Regions from separate parts of the Homo sapiens genome. Here region 2 is linked to region 1. A link is a loop called in an ENCODE intact Hi-C map of the cell type or tissue named here. Cell type or tissue: GM12878. All regions are shown on one strand. Each heading gives the region's core, and the rest is flanking DNA. Links, peaks and the distances in the headings are about the cores only. Region 1 has its middle 110 kb from the start of LINC00621. Region 2 holds the start of LINC00621 (long intergenic non-protein coding RNA 621).

The links. Peaks named below come from ENCODE experiments on the same cell type or tissue, not always from the same donor. Only the 100,000 strongest peaks of a DNase experiment are listed, where the experiment ranks them.
Region 2: it touches region 1 in a loop (4-fold over the local background); 1 of 110 quality-filtered maps calls a loop at or near these places.

Annotation. Positions count from the first base shown.
Region 1 is chr13:22,798,851-22,804,242 of GRCh38, reverse strand. It overlaps the pseudogene LOC124903254 and the pseudogene RPL7AP73. Among named protein-coding and RNA genes, the nearest start is that of LINC00621, 110 kb to the left of the region's middle. In GM12878, for the core only: a CTCF peak has its summit at 2,659 (motif pointing left); a DNase peak (open chromatin) is centred at 3,010.
Region 2 is chr13:22,913,168-22,918,559 of GRCh38, reverse strand. LINC00621 (long intergenic non-protein coding RNA 621) reads left to right here and starts at 2,191. Exons shown (of 3, transcript NR_138043.1): 1 at 2,191-2,842. It also overlaps the pseudogene NUS1P2. RefSeq lists an enhancer at 2,471-3,384. In GM12878, for the core only: no CTCF peak of the experiment used is centred there; a DNase peak (open chromatin) is centred at 2,958; H3K4me3 peaks cover 869 bases.

The sequences.
Region 1 (5,392 bases), core at 188-5,187:
TACAGGTGTGTGCCACCAAACCCGGCTAATTTTTTGTATTTTTAGTAGAGATGGGGTTTCACCACGTTGGCTAGGCTGGTCGTGAACTCCTGACCTCAGGTGATCTTGCCTGCCTCAGCCTCCCAAAGTGCTGGGATTACAGACGTGAGCCACAGCGCCCGTCCGTCTTTTTTTCTTTTGAGACGGAGTCTTCCAGTGTCTGACACGGAGTCTCCCTCTGTCGCCAGGCTGGAGTGCAGTGGTGCAATCTCGGCTCACTGCAACCTTCGCCTCCTGGGTTCAAGTGATTCTCCTGCCTCAGCCTCCTGAGTAGCTGGGACTACAGGTGCGTGCCACCATGCCCAGCTAATTTTTGTATTTTTAGTCAAGACGGGATTTCACCATGTTGGCCAGGAAGGTCTTGATCTTCTGACCTCATGATCTGCCTGCCTCGGCTTCTCAAAGTGCTGGGATTACAGTCCTGAGCCACCGTGCCCAGCCTTTATGGTCTTACAGATTGGCAACAGTGTATTAAAAAATTTCCATCATGTCTCTTTATTCCAGAATTTCTCAAAGCTCTTTTTTTTGTTTTTGTTGCTTTGTTTTGAAGGAAAATTTGTATTTTAATTATTTTTATGTACAGAAAACTCGACAGTGTACATTTAACCCAGTTTACTGGCAAGTTCTTTAGCCTTTGCCTTTTTGAGCTTGGCGATACGAGCCACAGACTTGGGACCCAGGACATTGCTGCCTCAGTGACGGCGGATCTCACAGTATCTGTCGTTGTAATTGGTCCTGATGGCTTCCACCAGCTTAGCCAAAGCGCCTTTGTCTTCTGACTTCACTTGTGTGAAGGTGACAGTGGTGTAGGTCTTCCTGTGGACTAGATATTCCAGTCTTGCCTTCCCCTTGATAATGCAGTAAGGGACCCCCATTTTACGACACAGGGCAGGCAAGAAGACAGCCAGCTGGAAGAAAGCATTAGCTGAAGAGTGTATTTTGACTAAAAGCAGTAAATTTCAGAGTTAGCTTGGTAGCAATTGCTCAGGGTTAAAAAGCTCATGGATTTGCACTTCAAAAAGCTCTTAAATAATAATGTTCATTGTGAATCTTTAGGAAGGAGATATGTTAAGTGGGCTTTTCTATACTTTTCTGATCACCAAATCAGTTTTTTTTCTGTGGAAAACGCCCTGATCTCTTCCTGGAGTAGTGCTCTGGAGAGCAGTTTTTGAGACAGTCGTTTAAATGAATCTGGAGAGAACTTTATCCCTTACCTTTCTCATTTAATCACCACCAGAAGCCAATAAGGAAGGCTCATATATATTGATAATATGGCCACAGGTTTAACCCAAATTAAAGTTTCCTGAAGCACAAATATTCCATTTAACTGAACATCAGAGACATATAATTTTAGAGCTATAGTGACAGATGCCCCCTTCCCCGTGATAGCATGTCTTCTGTTATTTTAAATCATAAAATTTGCATTTCTTTCATATAAACTATTGACATTTTCTTGTGTCCCTTTCACAATTTTGCTCCCCCTACCAGAAACAAAACCCAAATACAGAAGCTTTACATTGTTAAAGGAATGTCTATGAGGAAAATAATCAATAGATTATTGGATTATTTCTTTAGAGCCAGTACAGGAAGAGCTGTAATAAGGAGTATTTTCTACACATTTTAATTTGAAGTCATAGCTTTCAAAACTAGCAGTGAATTATTTTGTATGTCTTGAGGGGTAGCTTATATTTATCATATGAGACTGTATTTTTTACATATCATAAAACGTTATTCAGGTAATGCCTTCTGATTAAGCTTGATAAGCACACTGGTAATACCATACTTGACCAAACACAAAGTTTGATCATACAGACACAATTTTGTATTGTCAGGCACTTCAGAAAATGGAGTATGAAGCATATATCACACAATGGAAACACTGGTGCCTATTTTATCTAATTATGATCATTCAAAGGATGAAGAAACTCTAGTATGTTTACTCCTTTGGGGAGTCTGAGCATACAAGCTTTATTTTAGAAACATCATCAGGGTTATAAAAGAGAACATAATTGCACAGTCCAATTTCACTCACACAGACATTGTTCATGTTTTGTATCACTGAAGCAGTATTTTCTGGCTAGTGCATTCTGAAGATGTTGGTGTAAAATAATAGACAATTAGATCTGAAGGTACCCTTAGATATTATTTACTGAGTCGCAGATGAGGAAAGGGGAAAGATAGGCATAAATGTGTATTCAGTAAAAGAATGGCATAATTCTGAAACAATATTCAAAGACACATCAGCAATTCTCAAGATTCATAAATAGGATGAACCTAGACTTTTACACTAAACCTAACTTAAAGTAACAAAACCCACAAATTATTAGCACAAACATCTCATGAGAATCAGCAAATAGATGGCATATGAACTTACCTATGTAAAACATAATTAACATTGAATCACCAGAATCAATTTTTAGCAAAACTGTTTAAAAATTTTTATGTTAGGATGTTTAAAAACACAATTTTAAAATGTTTTCATAATTGATTTTTAAATTCAGAAATAGAATGAAAGAATTTTCCAAATTTGGCTTAAATTATCGTCGCTATTATTTGTCACCCCTGAAATGAGGGATTAATGAAAAAGTGACATATAAAGATTAAGGCAGTACCATGGTGCTCTCTGGTGGCAACATCTTTGTATCTGCTTGAAAAAACAGAAAAAAGACCAGCTAACTTCCAGAGGTAAGACATGCTATAAATAATGATTTTAAAAGACTCTTTCATTCAACAGTATTTGCCTGTAATTTGGTTGTATTTCGTTAAGCATAACCTCATTATTAGAGTCCAGCATACATGTATAAACTGAGAATGTATGGGAAATCCAGTTCTATCTTGGAATTAGAGCTAGACTTCTGTCCATACTTCTGTGCCCTATGACGTGTGTAAATATTAGGAGGCAGGGCATCCATGGGCAGAAGCTGAGGAAGTGAAACCATTGGGAACTAAAATGCGGAAGCTGGGGCTACGGCCATTCCTGAATTTGGTCATCATCTGGGAGGGAAATGGTGTGTGCGTGGCTGGTTACTCAATGAGGAACACATCTAGGAAAAGCATGAGAACATTGGACAGATGATTGCAAAGCAATCCTAGCTCCACAGCCCCCATGCCCAACCATACAAATTTTAAGCTCATAAAAGAATTTCAGGAGCTCAAACAACTCAATAGCAAAAACACAACTTGATCAAAAAAGGGGCAAAGGACATGAACAGACATTTCTCAAAAGAAGACACACAAATAGCCAACAGATATATGAAAAAATGCCCATCGTGAATCATCAGGCAGCTGCAGATAAAACCCACTGTGAGATATTAACTCACACCTCATACTTGTTAGATTGGCTATTGTCAAAAAGACAAAACATAGCAAGTGTTGCCAAGTATATGGAGAAAAGAACCAAAGTACACTGTCAGTGGGAATTTAAATTAGTACAGTCATTATGGAAAACAGTGTGGCAGTTCCTCAAAAAATTAAAAATAGAACCACCATATGATCCAGCAATCTCACTGCTGGGTATATATCCAAAGAAATTGAAATTAGTATGTCAAAGAAATATTTGTACTGCCATGTTCATAGCACAATAGCCAAGATAGGAAAAAAAGTGTCCATTATTGGATGAATGGGTAAAGAAAATGTGGTACACACAATGCAATGGTATTCAGACTTTAAAAAGAAGGTAATTTTGTCATTTGCAACAACATGAATGAAACTGGAAACCATTATGGTAAGTGAAATAAGCCAGCCAAAGACAGACAGATACCACATGGTCTCATTTATATGTGGAATCTAAAACCGTTGAACTCATAGAATCAGAGTAGAATGGTGATTACCAGGGGCTGGAGTAGGGGAGGTTGTGGATGGGGAAAAAAGAGATGTCAGCCAAATGATATAAAGTTTAAGTTGAACAGGAAGGTTAAGTTTCAGTGATGTATTGCACATCCTGGTGACTATAGTTAATAATAATGTTTGCATATTTCAAAATTGCTTAAAGAGAAGATGTTTTAATAATTTCAACTTTTATTTTAGATTCAGGGGTACATGTGCAGGTTTGTTATATGGGCATATTGTGTGATATTAAGGTTTGGGGTATTATTGATCCTGTCACCCAGGTAGTGAGCATAGTACCCAACAGTTAATTATTCAACTCTTCCCCTCTTTTGCCTCCTCCACCAGCAGCAGCCTCCAGTGTCCATTGCTGAACACTTTACATCTGCCAGTACCAAATGTTTAGCTTCCACCTCTAAGTAAGAACGTGTGGTACTTGCTTTTCTGTTCCTACCTTAATCAGCTTAGGATAGTGCCCTCCAGCTGCATCTATGTTGCTGCAAAAAACATGATTTCATTCTTTTTTGTGGCTGTGTAGTATTCCATGGTGTATTTGTACCACATTTTCTTTATTAAATCCACCCTCGATGGACACCTAGGTTGATTCCATGATTTTGCTATTGTGAATAGTGCTGCAATGAACATGTCTGTGATGAACATATGAGAGCCTGTGTCTTTTGGGTAGAACAATTTATTTTCTTTTGGATATATACCCAGTAGTGGGAATCCTGGATTGAATGGTAGCTCTGTTTTAAGTTCTTTGAGAAATCTAAAAGAATAGATTTTAAATGTTCTTACTACAAAAAAAAAAGTAGATGAAGTGTTAATTAGCTTGACAATCATTTCACAGTCTATATTTGTATCTACTTATCTATCTCTTTATCTATCCCTTAAACATCTTGTTCCTCATGTCACCCTACTCCATTCTGTTTGCAATGTGATCATCCCTTTGTGTGGTGGATCTATACTGTATATGCTACCTGCCCGTTGCTGTACAGGAAAAAACATACGGCACGAAGGCTTCAGTGCTACCACAGGTAGCATTCAGGTGTTCATGGTGGTATCCATGTCAAATAAAAGGGAACCGAACCATTTTGCATTCCCACCAGCAATGAATGAGAGTTCCTGTTGTTCCACACCTTCACCAGCATTTGGTGTTGTCAGTATTTTGGATTTTAGTTATTGTAGTATGTGTGTTGTGGTATCTCATTGTTGTGTTAATTTACAATTCCCTAATAACACATGATGTTGAGCATCTTTTCATGGGTTTATGCCTGTTTGCCATCAGTCTATCTTCTTTGGGGAGGTGTCTGTTCAGATCTTTTTCCCATTGCACTTACTTTTTTAGTCACCTTTTCTTGGACATTCTTCTCTTTTGATGAAAATTGTGTTTGTCGAGATTGACCTTCCTGTTTCCCAGAATCTTGCTTACTTTCAGTTTTGAAATTTGTGTAATTTTTCTCGGTGTGATTTTGTTCTTTCTGGAATACATCCTTCAGAAGTTCATTTCATGACATGTCCTCATGAC
Region 2 (5,392 bases), core at 157-5,156, 110 kb before region 1:
ATTATACTAGCAGGTGAACTCGTAAAGAGAAGATTCTGGAATGCCTATATCTGAAATCAGAATCCTAGTAGTTTGTAGTTTGCCTCTTCCTAGAAGTTCAAGAGACTCAAGTCATAGGCTACAGATGTACTTTCAAGTATATAATTATGAATGGAAGGAGAAAATAAAAGCACAAAAATGCAAATATTAAACCTTTAGTGACTTGGACTATATTCCAGTAGGTAATTTATTCCACTAACTTCACTTTAACAAAGATTAAATCCCTTTATTTTAATCAGGTCCATTAAATTTCATTCATTAAAGTTATACATACTCCAGAATGTTTATAAGACATTTACACCGATCATGTTTACAAAAAGCATAAATTCAGTCTTAAGCTGCACTACAAATGCCTTAATATAACATAATCACAGTATAAGGAAACAAATCAGAAATTCTCTGATTAGATATGCTGTAGCTTCACAGAAAACTCTCAGTAATAAATTAAAACAAAAAGACTTACAATGTATAATGGGCTATGCAGTGCAAAATGATGTCACCGGACCAAAATTTAGTTCAATCATTTTTATTTCAAGTGTGTTTTAAAAATCATAAACGGGGTTTCATAATCCAAAGCTGAAACATTTATTCTTCATAGCTTCAGAATTGACAAGCAATTGTAGACCATGCTTTCCAAATCCACTCTTCTTTGCTATTTTTCAAATTTCTGAGATCTAGTATTAAACTGCTCCATTCTAAATGTACAGTTTTAGATAACTATTGTACACTTGTTGATAAGAGTTTTCTGAAAACAGTCTATCAAATACAAAGAATGGTTTCTATCCAAGAATCAGCAGTGAGGGAAGAAATACTAAACACCTGTCAAGAAATCAGTTATTCATTTTAAAAAATAACAGAACCAGTGCTGCTCTCTGTCATAAAAAAGAACATGTAAAATTTATTTTTATAGGCTTTGGTAACATTATATTCCCCACAGAGGCCTTCAATCCTACTTAAAGATATTTTACACACGGTAACCATCAGGTTTACTGAGTAAAAATCTCAGGTATTAACCATGCCCCTAAAATGTGCTGTTCCAAAGAGGAACAGGTTACTTTTGAGGAAAAAAGCTGCCTTGGTAACTTCCCTCAAATGTTTATTTTAAATAAAAATAGTTGATGGAAGTATTTTTTAAACCAACTTTGGATATAATATGGCATACTGCCCATCAAACAAAAAAGGAAATCAAAACTTTTCTTCCATTTATAATGAGTTTTCCACCTTTACTTTTAAGATTACAACTTACTGACCTTTTATGCTTGTTTGGTTTTTTGACTGCCTAATCCAATATTTAAATTTTTAAAAGTCTGCATTTCAATGTAGTAAGAGTTCTTTTTCAAATAATCTTCATAAGCCAGAATACAGACACCAGAGCAACACTCTCAAGTCACACTGTTTGACTATAATGAAGAGATGAAAATGGGCGGATATCTGAAGATAGGTATTCCCTCTGCTCTGAAGGTGAGCAAGCTTTTAACATGTGAGCAACACAGAACTCCTTTCCTCTGGGGCTCCTTTCAACTCAGAATGCTTCAGTTCAGTAAGTCAATATGTTATTCCTAAAAATTAAAGTTTGGTCACTAAGAAGGACTGAACAAAATTTATTCCCCTCCCGCCAAACACAACCAGAACAGTTCTAATCAGGCCCCCTTCTCCCCACGAAAACAGGGAAGTAGCTGGGCTGAAGACTTTATTAAGTGTGACATTTCAGTTCCTAAAACATCACTGCTATATGCTCAAAGTTGTAGGTCTATGTATTTCCTTCTCCAACACGTCCCCATTTATGTTTATTTCCACACATACAAACGTGCACATGTGTGCACGCACACACGCACACACTCACTCTCAAGTAAGACACTTCTTTGTGTTTGTTGATAAATTATGAGGATTATGAACTAGGTGTGTACAGGGTTTCATAGGTGCTTTCTAAACATCAGAGTCACTTGGGTCCTTTCCTCCATAAGCCTCAGATCAAATTATGCAACCAATGACCACCACTTTCCCAGACGCTGTTCACAGGCTGCATAATGACGAAGGGCAGAGAAAAAGTCCCCATAACTGATGTTTACATGGGAAGGCAAAGAGACAATCTCAGTCAATCTGATGTGCCAGAGAAGAAAGCCTCGTGTGCTGTCCACAGGACCGAACTTCAGTACTAAATCAGGATCAGGACAACCATTTGAACTGAGTAAACTAACATATCTACATCCACATCTGTGGGTCTCCTTTGCTTCTGGGCTACTCACTGGCAAAAGTCCTGAGCGGCTCTCACAATATCTGCTTTTCCATCTTCCGGCAATAGCACCTTCACTGCCAAATGGCAATTTAAAACTTGATCATCTTTGTCATTACTATTTGCAAACTCTGGTGAGCATTTTGAACAATCTAGGCCCAGAAGTTCTTGCTGTTGTTTTAAAATTCCATCCATCAATCTGGAATTATTTCTTTTGAAAATACCTTGGTGGTCGTAGACGCTAATGTAGGAGATGCCCACGGCCATACACCACACCACGAGGCTCTCGATGTCCGAGAAGCTGGGTTCCTGCTCCACCTCGGTGATCACCAGGCCCATGTGCACAGGCAGCTTCTCCAGGGAAGGGCCGTCCGCGCGCCAGCGCACCTGGTGGTGGGCTGCGGGCAGGCACGACCCCCGGCGCGGGTGCGGGTGGTGATGGCGGTTCCTGCAGACGCCTGGGACTTGCGGAGCGTGAAGCCGAGCGGCGCTAGGACCGCGGCAGAGGCGGCGCGCCGGCACAGTCGCCAGATCCAGTTCCAAGTGCCGAACCGAACGCGGAGCCAGGAGGTGAGCTTGCGGTGCAGACAGAGCAGGGGGGCAGCACCCGCCACACCAGCTCTTACAGCCCCGTCATACTCTTGTGGCCCTCGGGTACCCCCTCTCCCTCCCGCCCACTCCCGTGGCGCTACGGCTTTTTATCCGCCCCTGCGCCGGCGCGGGCATCGCTCCGCGTCCCCCCGCCCCCTAAGCCCGAACCCCTTTCCACTGCCAACACCTCACCTCGCCCCCGCCGCCATCTTCCTCCTCCCTTGGCAGCCCCGCCCTAAAAATAAATAATTTTAAAAAGCATTCATTTTATACTATCTCTTGAACACTGTTCAGCAGGGTAGATTCCATTTTGATGATTATTTTCATCAGCACTTGGAATATACTGTTCCACTGTGTGTGGTCGTGATTGCTGCAGTTGTGAAGTTTGCTCTCAATCTAATCAGAGTCCCTTTACAGTTATGCCTTTTTAAAAGTGCTTTTAGTGTTTTTTTCTTTGATAATTTACAATTTAATTTTAATGTTTCTTTTTTTAACAGTGTTATTGAGGGATGATTGACATACACTAAACCGCGCATATTGAAAGTGCAAAATTTGATGTGTGTTTATGCTTGTGAAACCATCACTACAGTTAAGATAATAAACAGATCGGCCAGGCTCAGTGGCTCACGCCTGTAATCCCAGCACTTTGGGAGGTGAAGGCGGGTGGATCATGAGGTCAGGAGTTGGAGACCAGCCTGGCCAACATGGTGAAACCCCGCCTTTACTAAAAATACAAAAATTAGCCAGGCGTGGTGGCACACGCCTGTAATCCCAGCTACTCGGGAGGCTGAGGCAGGAGAATCGCTTGAACCCGGGAGGCAAAGGTTGCAGTGAGCCGAGATTGCGCCACTGCACTCTAGCCTACGTGACAGAGCAAGACTCCGTCTCGGGGAAAAAAAAAAAAAAAGATAATAAACATATTCATCACCCTAGTCTCTCCTTGTGCCCTTTGTAATCCTTCCCTCCACTTCTCCACCCTCAGCCTGTCCCCAGGCAACCACTGACATACTTTCAGTTATCATAGGTTAGTTTGCATTTTCTATAATTTTATATACCTGGAAGCATAGTGTATGTCCTCATACTTTTGTGAGCTCTGGCTTCTTTGCTTCAGCGAAGTTATTTTAAGATTCATCCATGTTTTTGGCAGTATCAACAACCCATTTCTTTCTATGGCTGAAGAGTCTTCAATTTTATCAGTAAACGCAATTTGTTAATGCATTCAGGAGTTGATGAACATTTGGATTGGTTCCAGCTTTTGGTTATTACAAATAAAGCTGTTATAAACATTTGCATACAAACCTTTATATAGACATATGCTTTTCTCTCTCTAGGAGTGGAATGGCTGGATCATATGGTAGGTGTATTTAGCTATTTAATAAACTGCCAAACTGTTTTCCAAAGTGGTTGTGCCATTTTTACCTTCCCATGAGCAGTGTAGGAGGTTTCTAATTTCTCTACATCCTTGCCATCACTTGGTATATCAGTCTGTTTAATTTTACACCTTCTAGCAGGTGTGTAGTGGTATCAACTTGTAGTTTCAATTTGCATCTCTTTATTGAATAATGATATTAAGCATCTTTTCCTGATCTTGTTTGCCATCAATATTTCTGTTGGTGAAGTGTCTGTTCAAATCTTTCGTTCCTCTTTTTATTGCATGTTTGCATTTTATTATTGAGGTTCAAGGGTTTTATATGTTCTGCATAGAAGTCCTTTACAGATACGTGATTTAAAAATACGTCCTCTTGATCTATGTCTTTTCATTCTCTTAACAGTGTATTTTGAAGAGTGGAAGTTTTTAATTTTGATGAAATGCATATTATCAATTTGTTCTCTTATGAATTATGCTTTTTATGTTGTATCCAAGGTCACAAAGATTTCTGCTCTATTTTCTTCTAAAAATGTTATAGTTTAAGGTCTATGAATTCCTTTGAATTAAAGTTTGTATATGCTGTGAGGTACGAATCAAAGTTCACTTTTTTGGGGATTCAGCATCATTTGTTGAAAAGACAATACTTTCTCCATTGAATTGTCTTTGTACTTTGTCAAGAATCTATTGGCCATATATATGTGAGTCTATTTCTGGAATCTCTATTGTGTTTCATTGATCTATTTGTCTATATGTATGGCAATACCATACTGTTTTAATATAGCTTTATATTTAGCCTTGAAATCAGATAAGTAAGTCCTCCAACTTTATTCTTCTTTTGCAAAGTTATTTTCACTATTCTAGGTCCTTCATTTTTTCCATATAAAACTTAAAGTTCAATTATTGATTTTCACTTTTAAAAGCCTTCTGGAATTTTGATTGATATTCAATTGATCTATAACTCAACTTGGGAGAATTGACATCTTAACAACTTCAAGTCTTCCTGTCCATGAACATGGTACATGTTCCATTTAGTTAGGTCTTCTTTAATTTCTCTCAGCAATGTTTTGCAGTTTTCAATGTACAAGTCTTCCACATGTTTTATTTGGTTTATGGCTAACAATTTTATATTTGTTAATGGTATTGGAAATAACATTTTTAAA